Regions from separate parts of the Homo sapiens genome. Here region 1 is linked to region 2. A link is a loop called in an ENCODE intact Hi-C map of the cell type or tissue named here. Cell type or tissue: HepG2. All regions are shown on one strand. Links, peaks and the distances in the headings refer to the core of each region. The heading gives the core; the rest is flanking DNA. Region 1 overlaps ZNF664-RFLNA (ZNF664-RFLNA readthrough). Region 2 overlaps ZNF664-RFLNA (ZNF664-RFLNA readthrough).

The links. Hi-C counts contacts between places; a loop is a spot of excess contacts. Peaks named below come from ENCODE experiments on the same cell type or tissue, not always from the same donor. Only the 100,000 strongest peaks of a DNase experiment are listed, where the experiment ranks them.
Region 1: a loop joins it to region 2, with 14 times the contacts of the local background. A loop is called at or near these places in 1 of 110 quality-filtered maps.

What each region holds. Positions count from the first base shown.
Region 1 is chr12:124,127,087-124,133,349 of GRCh38, reverse strand. All of the region lies in intron 2 of ZNF664-RFLNA (ZNF664-RFLNA readthrough), which reads right to left. Among named protein-coding and RNA genes, the nearest start is that of ZNF664-RFLNA, 160 kb to the right of the region's middle. In HepG2, for the core only: no CTCF peak of the experiment used is centred there; a DNase peak (open chromatin) is centred at 2,489; H3K4me3 peaks cover 864 bases.
Region 2 is chr12:124,275,367-124,281,629 of GRCh38, reverse strand. All of the region lies in intron 3 of ZNF664-RFLNA (ZNF664-RFLNA readthrough), which reads right to left. Among named protein-coding and RNA genes, the nearest start is that of RFLNA, 17 kb to the left of the region's middle. In HepG2, for the core only: no CTCF peak of the experiment used is centred there; a DNase peak (open chromatin) is centred at 3,049; H3K27me3 peaks cover 495 bases.

The DNA of each region.
Region 1 (6,263 bases), core at 514-5,513, 150 kb after region 2:
GATTACAGGCGTGAGCCACCACACCTGGCCTCCATCTGCCCCTCTGTAGGCACAGCAAGCAAGGCCACCTCTTAATCACCACTGTGTCCCAGAGATGAAGCATGAGGGCTGACACACAGTACGTGCTCAATAAAACTAGCTGAGTTAATGCATACGTGAGTTAATGAATGGAGACAATAATGTGTGCAGGATGGATTACAGTTTGAGCCAATTTTTCCTAATTTGTTCTGGGTTGCCAACTGGTCTACTCTGTTATGTGGGGTCTACCCATAATTCTTGGCTCGGTGAGTGAACCACATCCTACAGTTGAAAATTCCTCTTCCCCACCCAGTGCCTTGAGAAGCAGCACTCAGAGCACCAGATGACTATCAGGTCAGAGGCACAGGTGAATCCCAGGCCTTGGAGATAACCTTGCCCAAAGACAGTTTTTATGGCAAAAGCCATCAGTGTTGTCACTAGGAACAACATGCCTTGTGCTGAGCAGGTTCAGTTCTAAGGAAAATGCAGCACTTGGGATTATGATTATACTTGTGCTTTTAGGAAAAAAACCAAACCAGAGCCTTTCAGCCAGGAAACACCCTTCCATCTGGAGTCGCTCCTGAACCACCTGCATCAGAATCACTTTGGGGTCTTCAAAAATGCAGGCTCTGGGCCAGCAGAATGAGAATGGAGGATCCACATGTCTAGCAGACTTCCCCAGGTAGGTCTCAGGCACTGAGCAGTTTGAGAGCTACCAGATCACAGCAGTGTTTCAAACTGGCCGAGACCAATTCATGGTTATTAAATCAATTTAGCAAGTCTAGGTTAGCTTTCTTATTTTTCTTTTCTTTTCTTTCTTTTTTTTTTTTTTAAGACAGTCTTGCTCTGTCTCCCAGGCTGGAGTGCAATGGCGCGATTTCAGCTCACTGCAACTTCCGCCTCCTGGGTTCAAACGATTCTCCTGCCTCAGCCTCCTGAGTAGCTGAGACTACAGGCACCCACCACCATGCCCACCTAATTTTTGTACTTTTAGTTGAGACGGGGTTTTACCATGTTGGCCAGGCTGGTCTTGAACTCCTGACCTCAGGTGATCTGCCCGCCTCAGCCTCCCAAAGTGCTGGGATTACAGGCGTGAGCCACCATGCCTGGTCAGCTTTTTTCTTTTTTTTAATGACAGAATGAGTTGGCATAGGATGGAACAGAACAAAACAGAAGTAGACAAAACACCTCAGAATGTGTCACAGACGTAAAAGTTAACCACCCAATGGGCTCACCTTGCCCGGTGCCTAGACAGGGGAATGGCAATGGATAAAGAGTAATTCACACAGAGCCGGCTGTGCGGGAGACCAGAGTTTTATTATTACTGAAATCAGACTCTCCGAGCATTCAGGGATCAGAGCTTTTAAAGATAATTTGGCCGGTAGAGGCTTGGGAAATGGGGAGTGCTGATTGGCCAGACTGGAGATGGAATCAGGGGTTTGAAGTGAGTTTTTCTTGCTGTCTTCTGTTCCTGGGTGGGATAGCAGAACTGGCTGAGCCAGATGACTGGTCTGGGTGGTGTTAGCTGGTGCATCAGAATGCAGGCTCTGCAAAATATCTCAAGCGCTGATCTTAGGTTTTACAACAGTGATCTTATTCCTAGGAGCAATCTGGGGGGGTTTAGACTCTTGGAGCCAGAGGCTGCATGACCCCTAAACTGTAACTTCTCATCTTGTAGCTAATTTGTTAGTCCTGCAAAGGCAGACTGGTCCCCAGGCAAGCAGGGGGTCTTTTCCGGAAACGGCTATTATCAATTCTGTGTCAGAGTCAAACCATGAACTGAATTCCATCCCAAAGTTTGTTCAGCCCATGCCCAGGAATGAACAAGGACAGCTTAAAGGTTAGAAGCGAGATGGAGTCGGTTAGGTCTGATTTCTTTCACTGTTGTCATTTCCTCAGTTATAATTTTGCAAAGGTGGTTTCAAAAGTAGGTATTGTTTTGTGAAACTTTGGTTTCAGCCTTACATATGCAAAGCTGAGATTCAGCTGGTGCTCAGCCTTACAGTTCTACTGGTTAAGAGATCAAAATGCATTTTTACAGGTTGTTAGACAGCTGCTGCCCACCTGCTGCCCCCCTACTGCCTTGGGGCACCCCTCCCCAAACTCTCATGTTGATTCTGGCACAGCAGGGGACTTCCAGGACACAGCTCAGCTTTGAGACCAGATCTGATGGGTCAGCCTCCTGGCCTTCCCAGATGTTAAATATTTTGACTCTCACCCCTGTGCACATGGGTATGTGTAATGGATTGGAACATTAAAATGGATTGAGATTATGTATAAGGTTTGAAAATATTGTCAAGGGGCAAGGTTTCTGAGGGGGCGGTGTGGGTGGGGGGTGGGTGCACTGGCTGTGGGAGAGGGAGTTGACCCCCTGGGCTGGCTTTCACAGGGCAAAGTAAACACACAGAGGCCTTTGCTTCCTTCTCACGGATTCAATCTGAAAACAAACAGTGCGAGGTGAGTAAATACACATGCTGAGCCCCACACTGGAAGCGGAGAGGGCGAGGACAGAAGATCAGAGGAGATGATAATGACCTTGCAGCTGAGGTCCAACTTCCAGCTAACATCCAGAGATGATCCAGAGACGTCTGGGCTTGGGAGGAATCCTGCTTAACAGCAGAAGGAAGAGAAAAGCTCCTGCCTGTGTCCACTAAATCAGCATGATCAACATCCAGTAATGAGGAAAATTTAAATCGACCAGCTCTTTAAGCACTAAATAAGAAGCAAATTCTGGCCGGGCATGGTGGCTCACATCTGTAATTCCAGCACTTTGGGAGGCCAAGGTGGGAGGATTGCTCAAGCCCAGGAGTTCAAGATCAGCCTGGGCAACATCCAGTGAGACCTCATCTCTACAAAAAAAAAAAAAAAAAATTCAAAAAAATGAGGCAGGGGAGGTGCGGTGGCTCACACCTGTAATCCCAGCACTTTGGGAGGCCGAGGTGAGAGGATCACCTCAGGTCAGGAGTTCAAGACCAGCCTGGTCAAATTGGTGTAACCCTGTCTCTACTAAAAATACAAATATTACCCAGGCATGGTGGCACACACCTGTAATCCCAGCTACTCAGAGGCTGAGGCACAATAATCGCTTGAACCCGGGAGGCGGAGGTTGCAGTGAGCTGAGATCACACCACTGAACTCCAGCCTGGGTGACAAAGCGAGACTCTGTCTCAAAAAAAAAAAAAAAAAAAAAAAAAAATAGGCAGGAAGATCACTTGAGCCCAGGAGGTCAAGGCTACAGTGAGCCAAGATCACGCCACTGCACTACTCCTGCCTGGGTGACAGAACGAGACCCTCCCTCAAAAAAAAAAAAAAAAAAAAAAGCAAATTCTGTTGTTTGAAATAAGATTCAACAACAACCAGTAATTTCATGAATTCCAAGTGGCAGGTATCATTCAACCCTTAGATCTAGAAAAAACCCATTTCCTACAATGCTGCCAGCCTTGTGTTTCTCCATAATTTTTCAGGAATAATTTTTAGTGTAAGTATAACCCATGCAATATATGGGACATTCTTATACCAAAAAATTATTTAAATGGGATATACTTATGTTACACAATTATTTGTTGTTCCTCTGAAATTCGAATTCACCTGGGCATCCTGTATTTTAATTTACTAAATCTACACAGTCCTAGGAAGCAGAATCTGCAGGAAAAATAGGAGAGAGGAGCTTATTTTCCGTGTTGGATTTTTCTGCACTGTTCAAATTATCAAGCATTAAAAATTTTAGTGGATTTTAAAAAATATAAACAGGGCCAGGCATGGTGGCTCATACCTGTAATCCCAGCACTTAGGGAGGCCGAGGCAGGCAGATTGCTTAAGCCTAGGTGTTTGAGGTCGGGTTGGGCAACATGGTGAAACCCTGTCCCTACAAAAAAAATTTTAAAACAATTAGCCAGATATGGAGGCATAAACCTATAGTTCCAGCTACTCTGGAGGCTGAGGTGGGAGAATCGCTCGAGCTTGGGAGGCAGAGGTTGCAGTAAGCCACAACACACCACTGCACTCCAGCCTGGGCGACAGAGCAAGACCCTGTCTCAACAACAACAAAATGTAAACAGGGATTATGGGAGATATGGACCATTTTTGTTTATTTTGTTTTCTTCTTTGTTCTTCGTAATTTATAAAAATCTCTTGGCCAGGCGTGGTGGTTCACGCCTGTAATCCCAGCACATTGGGAAGCCGAGGCGGGCAGATCACCTGAGGTCGGGAGCTCAAAACCAGCCTGACCAACATGGAGAAACCCCGTCTCTACCAAAAATACAAAATTAGACAGCCGTGGTGGCACATGCCTGTAATCCCAGCTGCTGGGGAGGCTAAGGCAGGACAATCGCTTGAACCAGGAAGGCGGAGGTTGCAGTGAGCCGAGATCGCGCCATTGCACTCCAGCCTAGGCAACAAGAGCGAAACTCCGTCTCAAACAAACAAACAAAAAATCTCTTAAATGTTATGTACATATTTTTGAAGTTTAAACAATTCAGCCCAATACCAGTAGAAAAGAAAGGCAATAAGGAAGCACTTTTCAGGCTGATGGGCAGAGAGAAGAAAGGGTTAAAGTCTTACGTGGAAAATGACCTGAAAATGAAGCCCTTTGAATAGTCAATGAATTGAAAGAAAATCCCAGAGATGGAAGCCAAGCCAAAGCATGGCAAGAGAGAAGTGGAAACGGGGGAATACTTGTCAGGTGGCCTGCGCGCTGGACTCCACGTTTCATTTTAACCATCCCTGCATGCTCCCAGGTTGTTGGGGTTTTTTTTAAAATTACTCTTGTGCCACAAATGAAATTCCTCTCTTTTTCAAAGTAGAAATCATAAGATGTGCTCCCATTCCTATCATTCTGGTTTTAATACTATTATTGCACAATTAATCTTAATTATTAATCTTCATATTAATCTTAACTATTAATCTTAATAATTAATCTTTGGAATAGAGACAATAGTGAATCAATGACACTTTTAGTGACTGTGTAATCCGTACATTTATGAATTAAAAAAAAATTTTTTTTTTTTTGGAGACAGGGTCTCACTCCAGTTACCCAGGCTGGAGTGCAGTGGCACATTTATGAATTAAAAAAAATTTTTTTTTTTTTTGGAGACAGGGTCTCACTCCAGTTACCCAGGCTGGAGTGCAGTGGCACAATCACGGCTCACTGCAGCCTCAACTTCCTGGGCTCAGGTGATCCTCCTGCCTCAGCCTCCTGAGTAGCTGGGACTACAGGCACACACCATCACGCCCGACTAATCTTTTGTATTTTTAGTAGAGATGGGGCCTCACTATGTTGCCCAGACTGGTCTGGAACTCCTGGGCTCAAGTGATCCTCCTGCCTCAGCCTCTCCAAAGTGCCAGGATTACAAGCGTGTGAGCCACCACACTCAGCCTGGTTCACACTTCTACTCCGTTCCCTGTAGCTCGGAACATGGCCCGGATCCTTCCTGGAGACCTCCCGGGGCCAGTGCTGACACCCAGCAATGAAGAGGTGGAGAGCCTGCTTCAAACCACAGACAGGGCTGGGCATACCCAGCTTGCCTCTCTTCAACACCAGACACATCAGTTTCTGGCTCCATCAGCAAACTACAGGCATCTGAAAAAGGGAAGAAAGTGGCCTCCGGGTTGACATACCCAAGGTAGAGAAGAAGTACTACACCAGCTTAAGAGCCCAGACCCTGAAGCCAGGCCTCCTGGTCCACATCCTGCACCACCATGACTGGCCCTGTGACCTCGGGGAGGTGAAATTAATAGCACCTGTCTCATAGGGCAATGGATTAATCCATGGGGAGCTATTAGGACAAGGGTGTGTTCTGAGCGCTGGATAAACGTTAGCTGTTCCTATTATTGAAGCCAAACAGGCCATCTTCTTTGGCAATCCTCAACAGAAAAAGTCAGAGGAAAATTGGATTATTTTCCATGCTGGGCTCGGCAAAGCAGCACTTCTCGTCCCGCCAACACTGCAGCACAAGGAGTCCGCTTGAGGAATATGTGCCATTTCCTTTAATTTGATCATTCATGGCCCTCGGTCACCTTCCACTTCTTATTCATTTGGTAACCAGGAGGCTTCCATCCACCTTTGGGAGGCAAGTGAAGGGGTAGGAAAGAGACAGCTGCAACTAGTTTGTGCCGCGCAGCTACTGGGGAAGCAGAAAGGCCAAGCTGACCATCGTTTGGTTTCCTCTTATGACTCACGCCAGGTGCTAAATGAAAACATCCAAGAAACGTGGCCAGAACCCACGTGTTCTTAAGAAGGGGTTAAA
Region 2 (6,263 bases), core at 736-5,735:
AAAGGCATTTGTCAGGTGTGACTTGTTCTATGTGAACTCATAGCAGCTTTCAGAGACCACTTTTATTTTCTACATTTGAAAATGATTCTGTTAGTAACAGTGTTAGTCAGCTTCAGCTAAGTTCTGCCACAGTAACATACAGCCCCTGGCTCTCAGTGGCTTATAACAACAAAAGCTTATTGCTAACCCCACAAGTCCATTGCAGGCTGGCTGAAGTTTTTCTGCATATCAATCTTCATTCTAGGGACCCAGGCTAAAGGAGCAGTCCCTCTTGGAGTCATGTCAGTCTTGTGGTAGGGAGAAAAGAGAAGCGGAGGACCTCATGGTAGCTCTTGGGGATTCTGCCCAGAAGTGAAGCATGTTTCTTTTGTTCATACCTATTGGCCAAAACAAGTCACATGGTGAAGCCTGCTATCAACGGAGCAAGGACATACAGAAGTGTGGGATGCAGCCCCAGGGAAGGGCAGTGGCTATTTGGAACCATAATACAACCCCCCAGCTACATATTACTATGTACTTGAAGAGCAGAATCCACCTCCTACCTCTTTAGAAAATTGGGGTATTTTCCCAATACTATAGTGTCTGGAGTTATCAAAGCAGCAACAGCTCACTCATCTCATCTATCAGCATTCTGACAACTCTGGAATATAATTTGGATATTTTTGGGGTCACCCACCCCTGCAAGTGCCCGGTAGGTCAGGGTCTCCCCATAAATATCCAGATTATACCCTAGAGTTGTCAGAATGCTGATAGATGAGACAATTGAACTGCTGTTAGTTTGATAACTCCAGACACTGTAGTATTGGGAAAATATCCCAATTTTCTAAAGAGGTAGGAGGTGGAGTCCACTGTTCATGTATGTCATAACATATAGCTGGTAGGTTGTATTGTTGTTCAAAATAGCCACTGGCCTCTCCCTACAGATCGCCATCTAACATACTATTTATTACTTGGAAAAGTGACTTAGCCTCCCTTGCCTCAGTTTCCTTGTCTGTAAAATGGGGCTCATAACAGCATCTACCAAATAGGGTTGTTGTAAAAACTGAGTGAGTTCGTATGTGGGAAGCATGTCAAGCAGTGGTTGGCACAAAGTGAGTGCTGTCGCAGTGTTAGCTGTGGTGATTGTCATCGCCGTCATCATCATACGTGCATCCACTAGAGGGGCATCGATGGCGATTGTAACTTGGGCAGTGGAGGGAGACCAGAGCTGGTTAGGGTGCTACCCACCCAGCCCCCAGAGCAGACAGACCCCCAGGACACTGACTGCCAATCACATCACGTTTTCTCGACCTGAAAAATAACCAGCTGTGCAAACAATGCGCGCTTCCTTCCAGGGCTGCTGGGAAACCACTGAGGGGCGGTGCCCTGGTGAGCTTCCCCAGCCCTTGTCAGTCCTCCTTGGGGAGAAGGTCCAAGACTGGAATGCCCCAGAACCCATTGGCTGGTGAGGGAGAAGCTCCTGGCCTCTTCTTTGGCTGGTGAGGGAGAAGCTCTTGGCTCCCACAGGCCGGCAGCTGTGGGGAGAGCAACATTCCAGCAAAAGGCAGAGCAGGCAGGCTCAGGCTGGGGACCCACGCCGGCTGCCCGGGACCCACGCTGGCTGCCTCAGGACTCATGCCGGCTGCCCGGGACCCACACTGGCTGCCCTGGGATCCACGCTGACAGGACTCACACTGGCTGCCCGGGGCCCCTTCCTGTGCTCAGCCGAGACCCACGCTGGCTGTCCCAGGACCCACGCTGGCTGGACTCATGCTGGCTGCCCGGGACCCACGCTGGCTGCCTGGGCCCCTTCCCGTGCCCCGTTGGGCTCCTCTCAACCCATGTTTTACCCCGTTTCTGCAGAGAGCAGCTCCCCGCAGGTGCCATGGGATGGCTCTCACCTTAGTGCACACCCCGCACCTCTTGCTTCCTCCCCCAGGGTTTTGCGGATGCTGCGGTGTGTGTTGTACCTGCAAGAACCTGCTTGGACCCCCTGCCTGGGAAACCCAGGAGTGTGAGGGCAGGGCTGACATATACAGAGCCCCCCTCCCCGCCCTGTGACCAATGGGGGGCAGCGGCTGATAGACAATGCTTCCCTTTTCATCTGCGGGGGAACACTTCTGCGGCTGCTTTCAGGAGACTCCTGGGCAGCTCCCGCTGGATGCTGCACCAGCCCCTAAGGATCTGTTCATGGGCGCCCCCTCCTTCACTTCCCAGCCCCAGCCCTGCTCCTGGGCCCGATTCCCACACACGGCCTCTCACCAGCCTTCAGCTACAGCTCTGCTTGAGGGGCGAGCCCAGGCTGATACTGGTTTTCTCCCACTGTTCCTAATCTACCCCCATCTCTTATGCACGAACGTGTGTGCACGCCAATGCACATGAGTGCATTTACACACGCGCTCACACACGCGTGCACACGCGCACACACATGCACACACGCATGCACACACACACACATGCACACACACACAGGTTTGTGCTCCTCTCAGCCTCCAAACATAAACCAAACCACATCTGCAGGGAGACGATTTTCCGAGCGACAACCACAATTTAGCAAATGGAGCACAACCAGCTCCCCGCGGGCAAGGGCTGCATCTGCCATCGGCTGTGCTGTGCCCTGATGAGGACCAAGGTGGCGGGTGTGTGACCACTGAGACAGAGAGGTTTCACAGGGATGGGAGGGGTGCAGTCTGTTGGATGAGCCGTAGATTCGAGACCCTAAATTGCTGTATTTTCCTTCTCCTGGTGGAATGAATGCAGCCTCAGACAGATGCTGCCCCGCAGCTGTTTGTGGCAGGGGGCCCCGTGGCAGGCCAGTGACTTTGAAACGGGGGATTGGAATGGAGTCTGACAAAGGGGCCACTGTCTTTGAGGGAACTTGACTGAGCCCAGCACAGCCCGAGCAGCGGGAGTTTGCACAGCTGCGGCTGGAAGCAAACATGTACTTTTAGCTGACCTGGGCCCGTGGCTTTGGGCATTAAACCTGACACTTTCCAGATGTGCGGGGCCCTCCCTTTGGCACCGTGCACAAACACTCTGTCCCCAGGTACACACACACTCACACACACACTCAGGCACTGGCAGCGCAGCTCTGTAAATGCGGCATTGTGCTGCAGACCCAGGGCCCCTCGACAGATTCCACACCCAGACCCGAAGGGGAGGCCCCGGGCTGGGCTGGAAATTTATGAGCTGGATTTCAAAATAGTTCAAGTTCAAAGTCAGCTCAACAGCAGCTGCCTCCCTGACCACCATCATTCTTCATGCCTGGCTCCAGGTTGGGTGGTAAGGGGATGCTGAACATGCCTTCCAGAAGGTTCTTTTCTACCCATATTAGCATGGACCCCGAGAGCTCCAGCACCAGCGAGAGAGAGGCTCAGCAGGAGTTTGGGGAGCCAGGAGGGTACCCCTAATTGGCCACTCTCCCTCAGCATTGTTTGCACAAAGCCCCTGGGGCCCTGAGTCTAGGGGCAAGCCACAGTGTGGCCCACGGCTGCTCCGGGGTCTCCAAGGGCCTTACAGGCCACACTTGCCTGGCTCAGGCCCCTCCCTCCAGCTCCGTGCTCTGAAAACTGCCCTGCTCAGCAGTCCTAGCTGGAGGGTGGGAGGAAACAGATGTGCCAGGGCCCTGTGCTGACGGAGGCCACGTGACCGCAGGTTGGCGGGGACACTTGTATGGTCTCTTCCTCCCCAGTGAAGAAGAGGAGGAGGAGGGGGGTGGAGAGGAGGAGGCAGAAGAGGAGGAAGAGGGAAGGAAAAGAGGAGGAAGAGGAGGAAGAGGAGGAGGAGGAAGAGGAAAAGGAGAGAGGGGAGAGGGGGAGGAGAAAGAGGAAGAGGAGGAGGAGAAGGAAGGAGAGGGGGAGAAGGAGGAGGAAGAGGAAGGAGAGGAGGATGAGGGAAGGAAAAGTGGAGGAAGAAGAGGAGGAGGAAGAGGAGGAGGAGAGAGGGGAGAAGGGGAGAAGGGGAGGAGAAAGAGGAGGAAGGGGGCGGAGATCGGGACTGTAGGGGCAGCTTGGGCAGGAGGTGGCTTTCCCTGCTGGGTAAGTCCCCAGGGCCAACAGCAGGAGAAGCCCGACGGGGAGGGTGTGGCTTCCCTGCTGGGCTCGGGTACAGGAGAGGCTGTCCTCCCTACCTTGCTTGTGTGTGGCAGGTCCTGGGTTGTGGAGGCAGCCCAGGAAAGCCGTTAGCCAGGGACAGCACCGACTCACAGGCTGCTTATCCTCCTGGGACGAACCTGAGGATCCTGGAGATGCTCGCCAGCTCCCAGGATCTGGAAAGGACACTGGGAGGCTCAGTAACACCAGAACCCACACCTGGCAACCCCCTTTATCTTCCTTCCTCAAACACTTAACTAAGTCCCTCTGTGGGCTCCGGGTGTAGAATCTACCATTTCTTGTTATCTTCTTCATTCTTATTGGGGTGCAATTTTCACAGGTAAAGGGCACACACTGTGAAGGTGCAGCTTGGTACGTTTTTACAAATATGCCCCTACGTGACCACCACCCAGGTAAAAGCACAGGACACCGCCCACGCCCCAAGGGCTCCCTCGCTCCCCCTCCCAGGTGGCGACCCCCAGAGCATCCATTATGTTGACTTTCATCATCACTGATGATTTGTGCCTAAAGACGAACTAAGCTTCATCTTTTTCACCTAAACAAAGATGTAGAATAACTGGATCAACTGTAGATGCACCTTACAACGTGGGCTCTTTGTGCCCAGCTTCTTTTTTGGCCAACATAATACTCTTGAAATCCACCCGTGTTGCTGAGTGTGTTGGTAGTTTGTTCTTTTACTTGCTGAATGATATTCTTTTGTATGAATATACCATCATATGCTTTGTCCATTCTTTAGCTTGTGGTCATTTGGCTTATTTCCAGTTTGGGGTTATGAATAAAACTGCAACGGATATTCTTGTATTCTACATGTCTAAGAAACTATTTCTAATCCAAGTACCTTGAAGTATCTATCCCATCTAGCTAGCTATTTATCTATCATGTATCTTGATCTATCTATGTATCTATCATTTATCTTGATCTATCATCTGCCTATCTTGATCTATCATCTCTTGATCTATCATCTGTCTTGATCTATCTATCTTGATCTATCTACCATCTATGTATGTATGTATGTATCTATCTAATCTATCTATCTATCTATCTATCTATCTATCTATCTATCTATCTATGTGTTTGTCCGCCCATCTATCTATCTATCCATCCATCTGTTTGTCCATCCATCCACCCATCCATCCATCCATCCATCCATCCCTCCCTAGCACCTGCCAATCTCTGTATAACTGGAGGTCACTCATACTCGGAACAAGGTAACTCCTCTTTGGCTGCCCTTTCTTCTTTGTCTTTACCACTAAATGTTTTCAGGCCCACCCTGGACAAGGTCCACGCTAACCACATCACACGCATCATCTCATTGAACCTTGCCATCAGCCCGAGGGCAGGGATGATTTCTATAGAGGAGGAGAGAGGCTGAGTGAGGTGGGGTGACAGGCCTGAGGTTCCTGTGCTCACCAGCAGCGAAGGTGACATTAGAACCCAGGTGTCTCTCCTGCTGGAGCTTGGGCTCCACCTCTGGCACTGGTGGTGCGTGGCTGGACTGAGTGATGTCTCCCCTCTGCCAGCGCTTTCCATTCACAAGGACTTTCACAGCCACTGTGTGGGTTCCTCTTGTGGCTGTGACAAACTATCACAAACTTAGTGACTTTATTCTATTTTATTTTTTTGAGACAGGCTTGCTCTGTCATGCAGGTTGGAGTGCAATGGCATGATCCCAGCTCACTGCAACCTCTGCCTCCCGGGTTCCAGCGATTCTCCTGCCTCAGCCTCCCAAGTAGCTGGGATTACAGGTGTGCAATACCGCTCCTGGTTAATTTTTGTATTTTTAGTGGAGACGGGGTTTCACCATGTTGGCCAGGCTGGTCTCGAACTCCTGATCTCAGGTGACCCGCCCGTCTCGGCCTCCAAAGTACTGGGATTACAAGAGTAAGCCACTGCACCCGGCCCAAACTTAGTGACTTTAAAAACACACACATTTGTCATCTTCCAGCACTGTAGCTCTGACACGGGTCTCACAGGGCTAAGACCAAGGTGTCAGCAGGGCTGGTTCCTTCTGGAGGCTCTGGGGGGAATCATCTCCTTAACTTTCCAGCTCTGGTGCCCACCCACCAGCCCCAGGCTCACGGCTGAGTCCTTCTCATGCTACCCTCTCTAGATCTGCCCTCCATGGCCACATCTTCCTTTGGCTCTCTCTACTTCTGCCTCTCTCTCTCTCTC